Linked DNA regions of Mus musculus: region 2 is linked to region 1. The links are chromatin loops, found by intact Hi-C in ENCODE. Cell type or tissue: gastrocnemius. All regions are shown on one strand. Each heading gives the region's core, and the rest is flanking DNA. Links, peaks and the distances in the headings are about the cores only.

The links. A loop is a pair of places that touch in the nucleus more often than their neighbours do. Peaks named below come from ENCODE experiments on the same cell type or tissue, not always from the same donor. Only the 100,000 strongest peaks of a DNase experiment are listed, where the experiment ranks them.
Region 2: a loop joins it to region 1, with 6 times the contacts of the local background. A loop is called at or near these places in 1 of 42 quality-filtered maps.

The regions. Positions count from the first base shown.
Region 1 is chr7:123,107,374-123,110,283 of GRCm38, reverse strand. It overlaps a transcript of Tnrc6a not described here. Among named protein-coding and RNA genes, the nearest start is that of Gm39084, 11 kb to the right of the region's middle. In gastrocnemius, for the core only: no CTCF peak of the experiment used is centred there; no DNase peak of the experiment used is centred there; H3K27ac peaks cover 413 bases.
Region 2 is chr7:123,035,309-123,038,218 of GRCm38, reverse strand. It overlaps a transcript of Tnrc6a not described here. Among named protein-coding and RNA genes, the nearest start is that of Gm39084, 61 kb to the left of the region's middle. In gastrocnemius, for the core only: no CTCF peak of the experiment used is centred there; no DNase peak of the experiment used is centred there.

The DNA.
Region 1 (2,910 bases), core at 251-2,750:
TAAGCCTTTCACTCTCTGGACACCCTCCTCTAGATTGACTGCCTTTTGGCATCCTTTCTCCCAGAACTGAATGTTCTTCTCTAGAGACACAAATCCACCTCCCTGGTTCTATACCATATGCATTCCTTAATTCAAGCTGGGGTGCCCGTAGCACATCTCATGATTTCCTTGCATCAGGACAGTGAGAGATCAAAACCCAAAACAAACACCAGAGAACTCTGTTAGCGCAGGGGTGGTAGGGAACCCTCTAGCTTGTTAAGGAGTTACACTGAGACATTTACCATGATAGCTGGACAGCATAGAGGGGTATAGGGTCAGGGATCTGGGATGGGCATGCTTAGATAGGATATTTTCTGGCTTCTTATTGGTTTAAGCCAGCCAGCTAGGCAAGGGGGGGCAGCCAGTCATCCTGGACCTCTATTTACTGAGCACAGCCACAGTACCCTCACTATGATGATCCAGGCCAATAGGAGCTCAGAACAGCAAGAGAAGGAGGCAAATGCAAAGAAACCTTCAGGGCTATGGCTGCCACCCAACACTGGCATTGTTGCTGGGCCAAGCATCTAGGCACAGATAGCACAGGGTGCCTGGCATCAAGGGGCAGAATGGCACGGGGAAGGAACAACACCGTCTTTGCCTCAGATCTGGACTTCGAACCTGCTTCAGCTGCTGAACTTCCTGGGGCACACTAGCATCTGGCTGGCTGCTAAGCTTCTCTGAGCTTCAGTTTCCTCATCTGCAAAATGCAAGATCCTAAAACCCGCCCCTGAGGGCTGGCTATAAGAAATAGACTCCAGCCTGGCAGCGGTGGTACACGCCTTTAATCCCAGCGCTTGGGAGGCAGAAGCAGGTGGATCTCTGTAAGTTAGAGGCTATCTTGGTCTACAGAGCAAGCTCCAAGGCAGTCAAGGCTACACAGACAAATCCTGTCTTGAAAAATGAAAGAAAGAAAAGGAAAGGAAAAAGGAAGGAAGGAAAAGAAAGAGGGGGAGAGAGGAGAAAGGAGAGATGGGTAAAGAGAGAGAGAAGAGAGGAGGAGAGAAAGAGAAGAGAAGAGAAGAGAAGAGAAGAGAAGAGAAGAGAAGAGAAGAGAAGAGAAGAGGAGGTTTTCAGGACTCTCCAGCCCATTTCCAGTCTTCTGTATTTGTTAGCCCCCCCTCTCAAGCACCTAGCACACAGGCACACTGAGTAAACTGTATAGCTTCTGGCCACCCTCTGGTCTTTTCTAGAATCTTTCTTCTTCTTGGAAGCATTAGTCTGTGCCCCATGGACTTTCTCTACTGTTCACACCTCTTCCCAGGACACGTTGGTCATGTATAGCCTCTTCCCCGCCCCCCTGCCCGCTGCCTCCCTCTCCCCCACCCCCACGCTGCCTGTGAAGACAGAAGAAAGCTCTTGCTCATGTATTCCCCAGTTCACAGCACATTCCCACCATGTGCTCAACAAACACATGTGTTTAACCCTTGCTCCCCAGGCCTCGCTGACTTGAAGGTGGAACAGAAACACAAATTGTTGTCTGGCCCATACTCTCTGCAGGCTCTTAGCTCCTCTAAAACTCGCCCCAAAGTCTGAGGTGAGCTCAAGAAAAACAGCACAGACTCTGCAGAGATGCTATGGCTTCTAGTATTGGCTCTGTAGCTTATCAGCTCTGAAACTTGCCCTTTCTGTGCCTTGGATTACTCATCTATGGAATGAGTCATACGGTTGCCGTGGAGATTAAATAGGCGGCTGGCACAGTGCTTCTAACGGCACCTGGAACATAGTAAATACTGTATAGGAACTTACTCTCAGCACATTGTTCTCTCTGGCTGCCCCACTGGTTCCTTCTCTTCTACAGCCAGCTATGGTGAGCTAACCCAATTACATTCGTTACTGCTTTCATTGCTGCAACAAAATACAGGACACAGGCAACTCAAAGGAGGAAGGGTTTGACTCCCATTTCAGGGATTCCAGTCCAGGGCAAGCGAGCTGATTACAGAAGCTGTGGCAGCTTCAGCGGGATGGCATGACAGGAAGCTTGGAGCCAGTCACATTGCAGTGGCAGAGAGGAGGCAGAGAGCTCAGGCAGGAAGTGGGCTAGCCTCTAACCTTTAAAGGCCTGCCTCCAGAGTTCCCATGACCTCTCCAGAAAGCAGCACCAGGGCAGAGCAAGTGTTCAAATACATAAGCCTGGGCATATTTCAGACTTAAACCATGTGGCTGATGGTACCACAAGTGTCACTCAAGCCATTCTGGGGGAGCCCAGACAACATCTTTGTATGAGTGACGTGGCCTTCAGCCACAGTTTACAATCACTGAAACTATGGATCTCCGTGCTTTAAAATTGTTGTTGTTGTTGTTGTTGTTGAGGTTTCTCTGTATAGCCTTGGCTGTCCTGGAATGTGCTCTGTTTTTGAGTCAGGGTCTCTCCGTGGGACCTGAAGGTTTCTAATTTGGCTACTGTGGCTGGTTTGCCTGCCTCCAGGGGGACATCCCCCCCCCATACAGGGCTGAGATGACAGGTACGCCAGGAGTTTTTACATGGGTGCTGGGGTCCAAACTCAGGTCCCCATGCTTAAGCAGCAAGCACTGTTACCTGCTGAGCTGCCCTCTGAACCTCCTTCCCTCCTCACCTAGATGAACTGTAAAGGGCACTGAGGAGTCTAGGGGTTCTGTTTGGGATCTGGGACAGGCCCAAAGCTGCATCTCAGGCAAGGTCCCAGGTACTGCTGTTGCGGGTCTGTGGACCATGCTTCACCTTATGAGACCCTAAACAATGAGGATTTCTTGTTCTCACCAATCTGTGTAATGAGGCAATGAGAGAAACAAGCTTACCAATAAAGGAGCCAAGGAAGAAGAGGAAGAAGAAATGTAGGCTGGCAAAATGGTTCCCAGGGATAATGTGCTTGCCACCCAAACCTGATGACCCGA
Region 2 (2,910 bases), core at 139-2,638, 72 kb after region 1:
GGAAACAAGGATAATTGTTTTTGTTTCTGTTATTTTATTAGAAGCCTTAGCTGGTGTAAGGAATCAAGAGAAAACGAGATTAAAAGGTGTAAGACCTGGAAAGCTCTCTGCTACTGGCAGAGCAATTTGACTCTCGCTTACATAGTGGGGCTGAGGCTTGTTCTAGGATCCAGGACTTCTCCCTGTACACACACAACCTGCAGGCATTCTTCCACAGGTACAACACGAAACACGCTCAGAATGTGCACAGTCGAGTTATCCACTAGAGCAGGAAACTGGGGGAGGGGGGGACACATTCCAAATGCCAATCAAGAACAGATAGATGATCAGCTGGAGTCTGTCACAGATGGAAATGAACAGATTTTACAAATAATCTCATCAACACGGACAAACCTCACAAAATAGTACACCTGCATCAGAGTCAGACAAAGGTTAGAAGGAGTTAAATAAGATATTCGTTAGGATTACACGTAGGTGGTAAAGCCATAAAGAAGGCAGAAATATTATTACAAAAGTCAAGACAGTAGCTGCTAGGGAGGAGACGTGGTGTCTTGGGAGAGCTCCTTGGTGGGGCACTGGCTGTAACACAGGGAGAGCTCCTTGGTGGGGCACTGGCTGTAACACAGCCTTCTGCAGCTTCAGGCTGCATGCTATGTTTTGGATGTATTCTCGTAGGCCTCATTTGAAGGTATTGTCATTTCTCTTCTTTTAAAAAAAGGATTTACTTCTTTTTATTTTATGTGTATGAATGTTTGCCTACAAGTGTGTATATACACCAATGTGTGCAGTACTCAAGGATTCCAGAAAAGGGCATCTGGTCACCTAAAACTGACGTTGGAAGCAAATGAACTACCACGTGAATGCTAGGAATCAGAATGGAGGCTTCTGGAAAAGCAGCCACGTTCTTAACCACTGAGCCATCACTCCGGCACTCCAGATTTATACCTCTTTGAAATATCTCTTTGAAAGTATTCCCTTTATAGCTCATTACTAGTTTAGAAAAAATATATGTATATAAAGGACAGATGAATCTATTAGATGACACCATGATTGGCCAAGTCTAAATTGAGCCACGAGATTTTTTTAAATGATCTTTTCCTTTCCCTCTTCCTTTCTCGTTCTCCCTCCTGCTCCCCCCCCCCCCCCCGCTTTCTTTTTTCAAGGACAGAGTTTCTCTTGTGTAGCCCTGGCTGTCCAGGAACTCACTCTGTAGACCAGGTTGGCCTCCAACTCAGAGATTCACCTGCCTCTACTTCCTGAGTTCTGGAATTAAAGGCATGCCCAGCTGGGACAGGCAATGTTATTAACACAAAATTCTAAGAAAAAAAATTAAGAAGCAAATCAATGAATAAAGAAGGTGGTAAGAGCCGGGTGTGGTGGCATACGCCTATAATCCCAGCACTCGGGAGGCAGAGGCAGGCGGATTTCTGAGTTCGAGGCCAGCCTGGTCTACAAAGTGAGCTCCAGGACAGCCAGAACTATAAAGAGAAACCCTGTCTCGAAAAACCAAAAAAAAAAAAGAAGGTGGTAAGAGATATATTAACTAGTTGCTACCTAGGGGCTTATTTAAATATTCAAACTGATAACAGATTAAATGACAGATGACAATTGCCACCGTGTATGCACTAACTGGGCAGCTCAGAATAGGGACTTACTTTTGATTTGGGGGGACATGGTGATGTCATAATAGTTATGTTTAAAGGAGGCGGGGCAGTCCTTGGAGCTGGAGGCATAGTTCCACAGTGACTATAACTTCCTATGGTCACTATAGCTATAGGTGACTGCCTAGCTTGTGAAAGGCCTAAGCTCAATCTTAGAACTGAAATGAAAACAAACCTTTAAAGAGATTAAAAAGAGAGACAGTTATGGATTTGTTTTGTTTTGTTTTGTTTTTAATCACACACAGACTTTACTGGATAACTGGGAGACAGACTGGCTGTAGGTCACAGACCAGTGATCAAAACAAGTCATGATTGGAAAAATGCTATCTGTGGGGCAAACAACCATGCCAGGGTGTCCCAAAAGCTCCACAGTAGACAAGTCCCCACTAGTGGGCAAAGCCACACTAGAGAGTGGTAGGTCAGGTCAGATACTGTTAGGGACCCCACGTGGGGATCAGTCCATGGCCATCCAAGCTCCTATACATATGGCTGAGTGTGGTAGCCATAGCTTTAATTCCAGCACTTTTTAGAAGCAGAGGCAAATAGATCTCTGTGAGGTCGAGGCTAGCCTGGTCTACATAGTAAGTTCTAGGTCAGCCAGGGCTACACAGTGAGACTTAGTCCCAAAACAAAAGCACAAGACAAAAACAAAAGCAAAACTACCCCCCCCAAAAAAAAACTCTATATGCAAAATTATATCGTACCTAAAATTTTAGTTCAGATAGTCTTGGCTGGGAGGGGTGGTGTGGGGTAAAAAAGATTGCCTTTGAACTGAAAATTATTGAAGATAATTGTGTGGGGTTTACTATATATTATCTATATGTACATGTTTTCAATTTTGAGTAATAAAATATAAAACGAAAACCCGGGGCAAGCAAAGGAAGAAACACTGGCTAAATCAAGACCTGAGTTGAAAGGAGAGTAAAAATAAGGAGTGTGGGAGCTGGGATTCACGCTCTTATCTTGCTCAGAATAGCACCAGTTTTTCCCAGCGACAACCCAGACCCACGGTTCTCAAGCTTCCGTGTGTTTATGAATCACCCGAGCTTCTTGTTAAACTGCGGTGGGGTGCAGAAGGCCTGGGTGGGCCTGGAAGTCAGCCTAAAGCAAGTGACTGAAGACTCAGCTGATACTCCCAGGAGGCTATCTGGTAGAACTCAGTCATTTGGGGTTGGATGTGGTGGTGTATGCCTATAATTCTAGCACTCAAAAGCTGAGGCAGGGGGATAGTGCAGCTCTTTCCCCCACT